Regions from separate parts of the Homo sapiens genome. Here region 2 is linked to region 1. Evidence: read pairs that join two places in POLR2A ChIA-PET (ENCODE). Cell type or tissue: GM12878. All regions are shown on one strand. Links, peaks and the distances in the headings refer to the core of each region. The heading gives the core; the rest is flanking DNA.

The links. ChIA-PET counts read pairs that join two places held together with the same protein. Peaks named below come from ENCODE experiments on the same cell type or tissue, not always from the same donor. Only the 100,000 strongest peaks of a DNase experiment are listed, where the experiment ranks them.
Region 2: POLR2A ChIA-PET joins it to region 1 with 5 read pairs; 3 of 35 experiments call an interaction of 5 or more read pairs at or near these places.

What each region holds. Positions count from the first base shown.
Region 1 is chrX:41,117,131-41,123,810 of GRCh38, reverse strand. USP9X (ubiquitin specific peptidase 9 X-linked) reads right to left here. Exons shown (of 45, transcript NM_001039591.3): 2 at 87-340. The coding sequence starts at 182. Among named protein-coding and RNA genes, the nearest start is that of USP9X, 35 kb to the right of the region's middle. In GM12878, for the core only: no CTCF peak of the experiment used is centred there; DNase peaks (open chromatin) are centred at 3,663 and 3,822; H3K4me3 peaks cover 3,228 bases; H3K27ac peaks cover 4,432 bases.
Region 2 is chrX:41,234,448-41,240,937 of GRCh38, reverse strand. It overlaps USP9X (ubiquitin specific peptidase 9 X-linked), which reads right to left. Exons shown (of 45, transcript NM_001039591.3): 45 at 4,359-6,490. Among named protein-coding and RNA genes, the nearest start is that of LINC02601, 38 kb to the left of the region's middle. In GM12878, for the core only: no CTCF peak of the experiment used is centred there; DNase peaks (open chromatin) are centred at 4,117 and 5,835; H3K27ac peaks cover 2,714 bases.

The DNA.
Region 1 (6,680 bases), core at 1,107-6,106:
TCAACCTCCCAAAGTGCTGCGATTACAGATGTGAACCACTGAGTCCAGCCCCACTGTAGCTTTAACTAGTATCTTCAACATCCTACCTGATTCTGTTGGAGGGGGGGCTGAGACTGTCCATCAGGAGCCTGGCCCTGGTTGTCATTCCCTCCGACCGGAGAGCCACGAGTCGTGGCTGTCATACTCGACACAGGGCAGATCTTTGCAATTTTGTCTGCTTATGTAGTTGTCTTGAGAAAAGAAATTATAGTCCACTTATAGAAGATGAAGTACCAGCATTTGTCAGTCTTAAAAAGGTCCAATTCAAGAATAAACCATCTTGCAGAGACCATTGCATAACCTACAAATAGAAAGGGGAAAAAGTAATTGGTTTTAGATATAAAAAACATGAATTATGGAACTGTTCGAATTTAGTATCACCAGTGAATCTAATCAGGAAAAAGGGGCTATACAAACAAGAAGAGAAAGTAAAAAGCTGAAGTTTCATTAATACTACATTTAACTTAAAACTGATCATTGGTACACTGGCCATTATACCAAGAAAACAAACAAATATAGCCTCCTGGAAATGACTCCAAAGGCAATATATCAAAGTACTTAACTGTCATTTTAATTAAATTAAGAAACGGCAAAAACTATCTGTTTTCAATTTGCTGATGCATTCATTACACTGTAAGAATAAGGACAAGAGGTATGAGGGTGGGGTCCCTGGTGAGGGCTCAAGCCTGGACCTGCAGCCCTAAATGAGAACAGGCATTCCTGTTTTCACGCCCAAGTGTTCCCTTTTGGCCTGCCACGCACCCCTATCCCGTGCCCATATAAACCCCAAGCCCCAGGCTCCAAAAGCAGAAGAGTGGCAGAGAAGCACAGCAGAGAAGGAGAGAAGAGAGGAAGTGTCTAAAGGTGGAGAGGAGGTTCAAGCTGGGGGCCGTTGGAGATTGGCTGTGAGATAGCCGAACTCCAGGAGAAGATCATCTTCCCACTCCATCCCCTCTCCAGCTCCCCATCCCACTGACAGCCACCTCCACCACTCAATAACATCCCCACATTCACCATCCTTCAAGTCCCTGTGACCTGATTCTTCCCAGACACAGGAAAAGAACTCGGGATGCCCTAAATGCAGAAACCCAAAAAGGCTGTCACACTGACTCTTCTCTGAGCTGTTTAACACTTATGCTGGGACAGCAGGGCTAAAGGAGCATTGTAACACTCCTAGACACTGCTGTGGGGCCGGAGCCCAAAAGCGCTCACCCTGGCTCCTGTACCTGCTCACCTGTGTGCTCCCCTTCCCATAAGAGGAATAAATGAGCCACACCCCTGTCACACATCCTGTGAGGGCGTCAGGGAACTCTCCTGTTTCAGTAACATGTGTACTTAGACAAAGTACAAAGTGATTTTTTAAAACATTTCAAGGCAGGCCGCACAACTAACGTTTATCACTGATACTAGGGCATTATAAATGGTTTTTTAAACTAGCTTCTAAGTACTTTTAACATAAACTTTGACGCTTTGGAGAGAAACATCAGGGGTGCACGCATACAGAGTAAAGACCACGTAAAGATGCAGCAAAAAGGTGGCCACCTGCAAGCCAGAGAAGAAACCAAACCTACCAACACATTGATATTGGACTTCTGGCCTTCAGAATTGTGAGAGAACAAATTTCTGTTAAGATCCCCGCTCTCTCCACCCCCTACAAACAAAAAACCCTGAAAACCCCCCAAAAACCTCTGGTAAAATTTTAAGAGGGTTCAAACTACATAATACTCCAATACAACTGAATTTGTCAGATGATCTCAGCTCTCTACTTTGGCAAGGTTTTGGCTCCAGCCACTCCTAGAGCCATAACAGGGTTACAAGGCCACAACTGTTTAAGAACAGGGAACTCTTCTTTACAAACTGACCAGCAAACAAGTACAGGAGAATGCTACCAAATCCTCAATTCTATATTCATTAGATCAGTAGCCCTCTTCAGCTACACAATAAAATCACCTGAAGTGATTTTGTTTAAAACACTGATGCCCAGGTTCCTCTCCAGATGAAATAAATTACAGTATCTGGGAGTAAGGCCTAGGCATCAGAACTTTGCAAAAAATCTCCCCCAGTGAATGACTCTAAGGTGCCACCAGATAGAGAAACTTAACTGATTGGTTCTAACTCACTGGCTCTCAAGAGATTGAGAGAGACTTCCCACAAGCATTGCAAAGTTTCATTTCTAAGTTTTCTAATTATGACCTGGCTTAAGACATTCAAAACCAAATGTATACCATGGTATATAAAACTTACCTGGGGGCTTGCTTCTGTAATATTAATACCCAAGTATTTTTCACCACTTAGGTTACCAAGCCACTGCAGGAAGTTTCGAAGTGCTCTGCCACAACTCACTTGATTCTCATACCCAGTCTATGCAGCACAGAAATTGAGTATTATCTCCATTTTACAGAGTCAAAAATAAGAGACAGCAGGGGCTTGCCTAAGTTATGCAGAGCGGACTCTAATTCACATCTGACTCTAAGACTTCTTCCTCTTCAAGTTCTCTATCATTGTCAAAAAAAAGTTGACGTACATTTTAACCCCTGCCACCACCTGACATACACACAAATTACAGGCAGATTAATGAGGAAAATGTAAACAACTATAGAAAGTGCTAGAGGAATATGTTTAAAATCAGGCGCAGTGGCTCACGCCTGTAATTCTAGCACTTTGGGAGGCCAAAGGCAAGCGAATCACTTGAGGTCAGGAGTTCAAAACCAGCCTGGCCAACGTGGTGACACCCCATCTCTACTAAAAATACAAAAAAAAAAAAAATTAGCCAGGCATGGTGGCTCACCCCTGTAGTCCCAGCTACTGAGGAGGCTGAGTCAGGAGAATCACTTGAACCCAGGAAGCGGAGGTAGCAGTGAGATGAAATGGGGCCACTGCACTCCAGCCTGGGCAACACAGCGAGACCCTGTCTCAAAAAAAAAAAAAAAACTTGACTAAAGCACACACAAAAACTGATTTGTTAAGATATGTTGGCTGGGCGCGGTAGCTCACGCTTGTAATCCCAGCACTTTGGGAGGCTGAGGCGGGCGGATCATGAGGTCAGGAGATCAAGACCATCCTGGCTAACATGGCGAAACCCCGTCTCTACTAAAAATACAAAAAATTAGCCGGGCGTGGTGGCGGGCACCTGTAGTCCCAGCTACCTGGAGAGGCTGAGGCAGGAGAATGGCGTGAACCTGGGAGGCAGAGCTTGCAGTGAGCCGAGATGGCACCACTGTACTGCAGCCTGGGCAACAGAGCGAGACTCTGTCACACACACAAAAAAGATATGTCCTCCTCTAGGCAAAATTCAGAAGCTTCAGGGAGAAGTAGAAAAACAGATATGAAGATAGACTTCTCAAAAAGAAATAGAAGTGACTAATAAATACATGAAATAAGACATAATTTTAAAATAGAGCTTTTCGCATGTTAGGCACTGTTTGTAGCACCGTAATCCTTACAAATGTATACAGTAGGAACTAGTATCATCCCTCTTTACAGGTAAGGAAAGGGAGGCACAGAGAGCAAAAGTAAATTACCGTATCAGTAAGTACTAAGTGGCAAAATGGGATTCCAACCCAGGGAGTCCATAGCTCTTAAATGCTACACTAGCCTGCCTCTCAACCTCATTAGTAATTGCGAAAATGCAAATTACAAAACCAAAATTTGTTCCACTGATCAAACTGGCGAAGCAAAACAAAGTTTTAAGACTGATACTATCAAGTACTGGTGAGTCTAAAGACATAGAAGCTCTTTAAATACATAAAGTGGAAAAAAAAAATGAAAAAGTCTGATTTAAGCAGTCCCTCTTTCGCTTTTGTTATCCATTTTATACACCCTAAATTACAAAGAGTGTTACGTGAAGCAGACAATTTTCAAAACCTTGAGAAACTTGCATATCATTTTCCTTAGCCACTTTGGGTCTGCTGACAAATTATGTGAATGATTATTTTCTTTTTTGAGACGGAGTCTCGCTCTGTCACCCAGGCTGGAGTGCAGTGGCGCAATCTTGGCTCACCGCAACCTCCGCCTCCCGGGTTCAAGCAATTCTCCTGCCTCAGCCTCCCGAGTAGCTGGGACTACAGGCTCGTGCTGCCACACCTGGCTAATATGTGAATAATTATTTTCTTGGCACTCAAAATATTAGCTAACCAATTCAACTTTATTCTTGTCTACTTCAAATCTGCTCCAGTTTCTTCTTTTTCTTGTCCCTCAGCTTGGGGTCATGATCCCATTGTATACCCTCTCCAAGGGATGATGCTCCAATCATCATCATCCCCAATCAATCTTTTCCCAGCCTGTGCTTGAATCTTCCCTACTGAAAATCACCAGTGTCTGCCCTTCCCTTTTCCCACAAGTCGTAAGACTGTCTCCATTTCCCCCTTCTCTTTCTTTTTAAATAAATGTGATGAAGACAAAGTAGGTAAGTTGTAAATTTTGGGTTTTTTGTTGTTGTTGTTTTGAGACCCAGGCTGGTCACGAGATCCTGGGCTCAAGCAATTCTCCTCCCTGGCCTCCCAAAGTGCTAGGATTACAGATGTGAGCCACCATGCCCCGCCCATCTCACCTTCCACTTTGTCCATTCTCTCTCATCACCTGGCTCCATCCAAAGCTACTAAAACTAAAACTGCTTTAAGCCAGAAGGTCTTAATCGAGACGTAGGGATGGGCTTCAAGATTAATTCCCCTAAAAATTACATACAAAGCTTTTGAGTATGTGCATTAGGGGACGCATGAGAAGAAGGTCCACAGATCAATGTTCTACTTACTGACAAATCAAATAACTGCTTCTCAATATTCATCCTGTTTGCCCTCTTCTCATCATTAGACACTGACCACCTCTCCCTTCTTGAAACTCTGAGCTTCCTTGGCTTATATAATCCTGGACTCCAGGTTTCCCGTCCACTTCTCTTCCAAGGAAAGGGGTAGAGTGGCAGTTCGTACAGTTCTTAACATTGAAACTGAGGTGAAAACCACTAGAGAGTTGGCTCTACACGTCTAGAATTCAGGCAAAACTTGGGAATCTTGAACACAGATTCAACTATTCACAAAAGGGTAGGAAGAGATGGATTCATCAGCACCACCTGGGAGTCTGTTTTTTTTCCCGAAAATAAATACAACCTCCACTCCCTACCATCTCCTCCTGAGAGTGATGAGGTTAGCGACTATATATTCCCAAGTGTGGGGCAAGTAGGGGGCCAGGGAGATCACCTTGTCTACTAAGCCAATACTGTGTCTCTTTTAAAAGTCTTTCCAGGAAGCAATACAAGGACGAACAAAATGTGGTACCTATGTTCAGTGGATTATTTAGTATTTTTTAAAAAGAAAGGAAATTCTGACAGGTGCTACGATATGGGTGAACCTTGAGGACATCATGCTAAGTGAAATAAGTCATTCACAAAAGAACAATACTGCATAATTCCAAGTACACGGGTACCCAGATTAGTCACGCTTGCAGAAACAGAAAGTAGAATGATGGTTGCCAGGGGCTGGGGGGATGGGGAGTTATTGCTTAAGGGGTACAGCGCTTCAGTTTGGAAAGAAGAGAAGTTCTGGAAATGGATGATGGTAAGCATCCCACAATGTGAATGTACTTAATGCCACTGAACTGCAAACTTAAAAATGGTTAAAATCAGCCGAGCACGGTGTTTCACGCCTGTAATCCCAGCACTTTGGGAGGCTGAGGCAGGTGGATCACCTGAAATCAGGAGTTCAAGACCAGCCTGACCAACATGGTGAAACTTGTCTCTGCTAAAAATACAAAAATTAGCTGGGCGTGGTGGCGCACACCTGTAATCCCAGCTACTCGGAAGGCTGTGGCAGGAGAATCGCTTGAATCCGGAAGGCAGAGGTTGCAGTGAGCCGAGGTGGTGCCACTGAACTCCAGCCTGGATGACAGAGTGAGACTCCGTCTCAAAAAAGAAGAAAAAAGGGCCGGGCGTGGTGGCTCATGCCTGTAATCTCAGCACTTCTGGAGGCCAAGGTGTGCGGATCACGAGGTCAGGAGATTGAGACCATCCTGGCTAACACGGTGAAACCCCACCTCTAATAAACATACAATAGCGGGCGCCTGTAGTCCCAGCTACTCGGGAGGCTGAGGCAGGAGAATGGCGTGAACCCAGGAGGCAGAGCTTGCAGTGAGCCGAGGTCGCACCACTGCACTCCAGCCTGGGCAACAGAGCAAAACTCCGTCTCAAAAAAAAAAAAAAAAGAAGAAGAAAAAAAAAAGGTTAGAATGGTAAATTTTATGTATATTTTCCCACAGTAAAATTGTATATATAGAGTACTCACTGTTCCCTTACCTTGCAGTTCTTTTAGCATTTGGAGATCATTTGAGCTAAAATACCTCAAAATTATATTCTCATATTTTTATGCACAATATCCTTCCATCTATATGAATTCAGTAACCATCTATACACAAATCAGAAATATCTGGCAAAAGTCATGGTATAAATTATTCTAGACAAAAGTATCATGTGGATAACTAAGGGACTATCCCTTTAAACAAAATAACTAAGATAAATGGGAAAAGCGGCAGTGTGAAACTCCTCTCTCAAAACACCTTTCTCTAAGACCACAGAACTAAATCATCTTCTGCTTATGACAGGACACTCAATCAGCAAAAGCCTCAAGCTGCTTGCTATCCCTATCTCTTATATA
Region 2 (6,490 bases), core at 1,491-6,490, 120 kb before region 1:
TCACAGGCGTGAGCCACTGCGCCAGGCCAGAAGGCCACGTTTTAACAACTGTTTTCAAACCAACCTAATGCCAAACTTCAGAATTTAGTAGGAGATTCAGGTATGACGTTATATATGCTTTCTTTTAGTTCTAGCCTTAAATCTTAAGTTAATTCTTGACTTTAAATTTGTACAGTTAAACCAGCTTCCCTAAAAGTAATTCCTCTTTTTTGTTTACAGCTCTAAGCTGCTTTTGTGATGAGTATTGCCCATTGCACTTCAGCATAGCGGAACAGCAGTTAAAAGCCTAAATGTGGATTGCATATTGATAAATTATTACTCCTCAAAAGCACCTGATAATATAAGTGTCACTCTTGGTTACTTTATCATCCTTTTCTAGAGACAAAAACACAGAATGAGAGGGACATCCTGTAGCCATTTCTTTTTTTTTCTTTTTTTCTTTTTTTGAGACAGAGTTTCGCTCTCATTGCCCAGGCTGGAGTGCAATGGCTCACTGCAACCTCCGCCTCCCGGGTTCAAGCGATTCTCCTGCTTCAGCCTCCCGAGTAGCTGGGATTGCAGGCATGCACCACCACACCCGGCTAATTTTGTATTTTTAGTAGAGATGGGGTTTCTCCATGTTAGTCAGGCTGGTCTCGAACTCCTGACCTCAGGTAATCCGCCCGCCTCGGCCTCCCAAAGTGCTGGGATTACAGGCGTGAGCCACCGTGCCCGGCCAATGTGAGATGCCCCTCCCCTTGAACATGGGTGGGGTTTATGGACTTTCTTCCTTTTTTTTTTTTTCTTTTGAGATGGAACTTTGCTCTTGTTGCCCAGGCTGAAGTGCAACGGCGCCATCTCGGCCCACTGCAACCTCCGCCTCCCCGGTTCAAGCAATTCTCCTGCCTCAGCCTCCAGAGTAACTGGGATTAGAGGTGCCCGCCACCATGCCCGGCTAATTATTTTTGTATTTTTAGTAGAGACCCGGTTTCACCATGTTGATCAGGCTGGTCTAGAACTCCTGATCTCAGGTGATCCACCCGCCTCGGCCTCCCAAAGTGTTGGGATTATAGACGTGAGCCACCGCGCCAGGCCTGCTAATATCAGTGTCTAACGCTGTGCTGATAAGTGCTAAACAACAACCCAACATCCAGTTTATCTAGCACTTAACGTTACTAAGTTATTAAACCAAGCTTCAGTGGCCATTAGTAAGGCAAACCTGCTACCATTTTAGTGCAAGTCTGAATTTTTGTTTTTTGTTTTTCTGTTAGATAAAAATTCTGATCTTGGATTGGGTGCAGTGGCTCACGCCTCTAATCGCAGCACTTTGAGAGGATAAGGTGGGCAGATCACCTGAGGTCAGGAGTTCGAGACCAGCCTGGCCAACATGGCGAAACCCTGTCTCTACTAAAAATACAAAAATTAGCCGGGCATGGTGGCACACGCCTGTAATCCCAGCTACTCGGGAGGCTGAGGCAGGAGAATCTCTTGAACCCAGGATGTGGAGGTTGCAGTGCGCTGAGATCACGCCACTGCACTCCAGCCTGGGCGACAGAGCGAGGCTCCGTCTCAAAAAACAAATAATAAAATAAAATGAAAACTAAAAAATCCAATCTTGGAGCAATAGAAAAGGCTAACTACAACCTAAGAGCTTATTTAAAACCAACTTAGCCGGGCGCGGTGGCTCACGCCTGTAATCCCAGCACTTTGGGAGGCCGAGGTGGGCAGATCACAAGGTCGGGAGATCGAGACCATCCTGGCTAACACAGTGAAACCCCCCGTCTCTACTAAAAACACAAAAACATTAGCTGGGCACGTTGGCGGGTGCCCGTAGTCCCAGCTACTCGGGAGGCTGAGGCAGGAGAATGGCGTGACCCTGGGAGGTGGAGCTTGCACTGAGCCGAGATTGCGCCACTGCTGACAGAGCTAGACTTTGTCTCAAAAACAAAACAAAACAAAACAAAAACCCAACTTAATGGTACTAACTTACCAAATTTAAGCAGTCCCATCTAGGTTTCTGACTGATTTTAAACACAGCCTGAAAAAGTTGTTTCCTTAATCACCCAGCAGAAAACACTAGTTTACATCAAGAAATAAGGGCCACATCCTAAACATATAGACACCTGAGGAAAATGGATTCTGAAGGACTTTCCCTCAACATACCATGTGCCCTAAATGTTGACTCATTTCCTTGACATCCTGCAAATGCTTCCTCTTGTTAACAGCTATCGTGCAGGCAGTAGTTGGTGGGTCAGAAGGGAATGCAATTCTGAACCTCCATGAAGCATATCCTTTCTTCTCTCTGGTCCCAGCAGCATGGGAATTAAGACCCAGCCAAAATCATCCTTACTTCTGAACTCCAAAGGTGTACCAATGTTTTAATGGGTGGGGGAAGAATTAGATGAGAACATAAGATAATTAATGGCAAGTGATTTAAGAGACACAGCAGCAACACTGTTAAGAATACATTTCTATTCCTGATGCAACTGAATTGCTAAAAAGGACTCCATGGAAAAAAATGTTCCAATACCCAAAGTACCTATTTGGAATATTTTGTTTTTTAAACACATCTATAGGGTTGAATATAAATAGAAAATGAACACAATTCTTACTATCTTGCAAGGTGGCCCCCACTTGCTTACCTTTGAGGAGTTTGGCTAGTGCTGGGAAGGCTACAGAAGCCAGTTTCTTTTTTTTTTGAGAGTTTCACTCCGTCGCCCAGGCTACAGTGCAGTGGCCCCATCTCGGCTCACTGCAACCTCTGCCTCTGGTTCAAGTTACTCTCGTGCCTCAGCCTCCTGAGTAGCTGGGATTACAGGCGTGCGCCACCACACCCAGCTAATTTTTGTATTTTTAGTAGAGACAGGGTTTCACAATGTTGGCCAGGCTGGTCTCGAACTCCCGACCTCAGGTGATCCACCCGCTTCGGCCTTTCCAACTGGTGGGATTACAGGCGTGAGCCACCACGCCTGGCCTCTATACTCATTTTCTAACATAGGGAGTGCTTTGACAGGCAGAGACTAGTCCAGGGCAGCTGAACCATACTGGCAGAGCAAGAAAGTCCACTTGGTGTCTTAACTATAATGCATGTGAAAACCAGAAGCTACGACACAAAACTATCTCAAGAAGACCGCTTACACAGGGCACTTCATTAATAATTCGGTGACTCCTCAAAGGTTCAGTTCCATCAAGCCATTTCTTCATAAACTTGTAAATTGGCCAGCTTTGTTAGCAATTACACATAAAAATAGGGTTTCTAAGTTCCACTAATGGAAAAAAAAGCAATGTGAGAAAAGCCCACTACAAAAACCTATTTCCAGATGTGAAAAGACGTTTGTCATGACAAGGATTACTACCAGATGGGATACCCCACGTTTTAATATCCATGAAAGTCAGTGATTTTGCTTGCTGAGGCGCCTTGTAACCAATGGCATCTTGGATTTGTTGAAATGCAGTATATTGTCTAATGTTAATGGATCAGAATGAGACTTGTTTTCTCAGATGGCTAAAATGATTCCTATTTTACTCTTGAGTTTTGACCATTTAAATAGAATGACCTTAAAATAATCAACCTTTATTTAAATGGCTCTGAAACGTGTTCTATTTAGGAAAGTTTTTTGGTGTAATTTAAGAAATTTCTCTTGAGATTTTACCTCCCTAAAGTTACTGAAACGTTTTATGTAACCCCAACTTTAGTAAGAGTATCTAAACTTTCAGGTACAGATAAAAATAAAGATGTCAACTTTTTGCCTATCTCTAAGTTACCAGATTACAAGAAACAATTCAAAATATTGGTGGTGATGTAGATTTTCAGTTAGATGTACTCATGTAGCTAAAAATACTTAAAATACAGTCTAATCCAACTGGAGGGAGTTTTCCAAATTGCAGAAAAGTTAAATATTAGTTTTCTATTTAAAAAAATCAGTGAAATTAAATCCAGTGAAAATCTGAGATTTGTCTTTTAGCAGTTCTTGAAGTAACCCAACTTTAGGAAAGCACCTCCAGGTTTCTGAGGAAATCTTAATTTCCCTGGGACATGACAACAAAGAGCTATTTCTAGACACTAAAAAACAGCAGATGGAACTTGCTAGAGAGTTAACTTTCACTTCTGTGGCTCCCCTCAAAACATGTGGTCTGCTTTATTTCCAGTTTAAGAGAACTGAAACACCACAGTTTGCTGAATCTTAGTTTTAACTCTAAAGTCTGCAATTAGATCACAACTCATTTCTTTGAGGTCCTTAGGTGTGAATCCACTTTGGATATACACAATGATGGCTGAATTCCTCATAAACATTTCCCTTTAAAAAATTCCCTTCAGCTCTATTACACATCTACCTTGTTTAGAAATCTTGTATTAATAAATAAAGGGAAAACCGAAATTGAATTTATAAAGTTTTATTTTTGTATATGTGCTAAATCTTAGGAACTGTGAACAATCTTCATGTCAGTCTGTTGGCTTGTAAAAGGCTAAGAAGTGCATGACTTGGGTGGTGAAATTTCCTTTTAGGAATCTGAATCTCTAAATAAATTTTCACACATTTGCAGTTTTAAAATGTGGTGCACCTTGCCCCCGCTTCTCTTACACCTATAAATTTGGAGGGAAAGTGCTAAATTTCTGCAAACGTCAAGTAATTGTTATAAATACAATCAGCAGCAAATTCTCAATACACTTAGCACTTCTGTAGTGTTTTATCACACTCAAAAACCTTATTTGCAAAAACTGAACACTCACATATATGTAGGACCAATTCTGGTTGAGTCCTACTATGAAACCAATACTGTTTTTTTTTTCTTGGTAACACAAAAACTGGGGTGTAGGGGAGTGTTTTCCTTTATCGGCAGTATGTAGTACCTTCAAACTAGAGACCAAAACTGGGCACTTACAATGAAAAGGCAATTTTCTTATCCAGCTATAATCCTAAATAAGGCAGGATATATCCACCAAATTACCCACAAAATTCAGCAAAGTAAAATAGCTCATGGGAAAACATAAGCTGGAAAAATACTAATAAAAAAACTGAATTACTTCGAAGTAGTCATCTGAATATTCACAGACTTGTTTTCATTTACAAATGTAAGTCAAAAAAGTCTCCTCATCTTTCTAACCACTACGAGGATTAAGGATTTAAGTTATTCACTAAGTTAATCATGAAAAAAATAGAAAACATTTTAATTCTAAATTTGTATACACAACAGCTAAAAGACACAAGGCTGGGAAATTATCACCAGGAGAAAAATCAATGAAAGAAAAAAAAAACCTAGTATGTTATTTCTGCCTCTACAATGCTAAACATGAAAGTTCAGTTGGTGGAGGGCTTAGAAACAGCAGCAACATGGTTTAACAAGTTGTGCACTGAAATACTTAGATACAATAGGGCAAAAGCCCTTGTTCACATGGTTTTACAACTAAAATATCTTCAGTCTTTATGGTAACACATTCTACTGTCTTCTATAATCGTGTCATTTAGAATTCTGGGGGCTGTTTCTTTCAAAGGAAGACTGGCGATTCCGCAAACATTTAAAATAGGAAATATATGGCTCAAAAAATCAGTTGAGGGAGAACTAAATAATCCTTAGGCACTTTGAAGACTTGAAATTTAAAATGTGCCACTTGTGTTCAGAAAAAGACCTCAAAATCACCATTATGTTGCTCTTGCAACAACATGCATCTTTAAATTTCTGGTTATACATTAATGCTTGAGTTAAATATAGAAAATAATTTGCACAAACAAAAATAACTCCACTTTCCCTTGCTCCTAGTCACAACGAATACCACTCTTCCTCAAATGGAGACAAAAATGACTCACAAGCCCCTCACCTGGCACAAGGGGGCTTGTAACTTCAAAGCAACCAAGGTTGGGCTCTTCCTCCAAGCAGAAAAATTCACAGCCTTTTATATGTCAAGTTTTCTCTCAACTAGGAAGTCGTTAAAGTTTTTAAGTACATTACATATTTTGTTAAGGAGCAGCAGGAAATATATAAATCTCCTCTCAGATGGTGAGATGGTACACCTAACTCATCCAAATAAAGTTAACCTATTTCACTCGTTTAAAGAGCTTGGAATTGAGGAACTTTTAAATTAAAAAAACTATCAACTGGGGCCAGGCGCGGTGGCTCACACCTGCAATCCCAGCACTTTGGGAGGCCGAGGCGGCCAGATCACCTGAGGTCAGGAGTTCAAGACCAGCCTGGCCAACGTGGTGAAACCCTGTCTCTACAAAAATACAAAAATTAGCTGGGCGTGGTGGTGGGCACCTCTAATCCCAGCTACTCGGGAGGCTGAGGCGGAAGAATCGCTTGAACCCAGGAGGCGACGTTGCAGTGAGCCAAGATTGTGCCACTGCACTCCAGCCTGGGTGACAGAGCAAGACTCCATCTCAAAGAAGAAAACAACAAAAAAATAAAAACAAAACAAAAATCAGTTGGAATTGCAAACACCGTGTGTGACTTTCACTCAAAGTATCGGTGTCAAAATGTCCTACAGGAACACCTAGAAGCACAGGTTGACTAT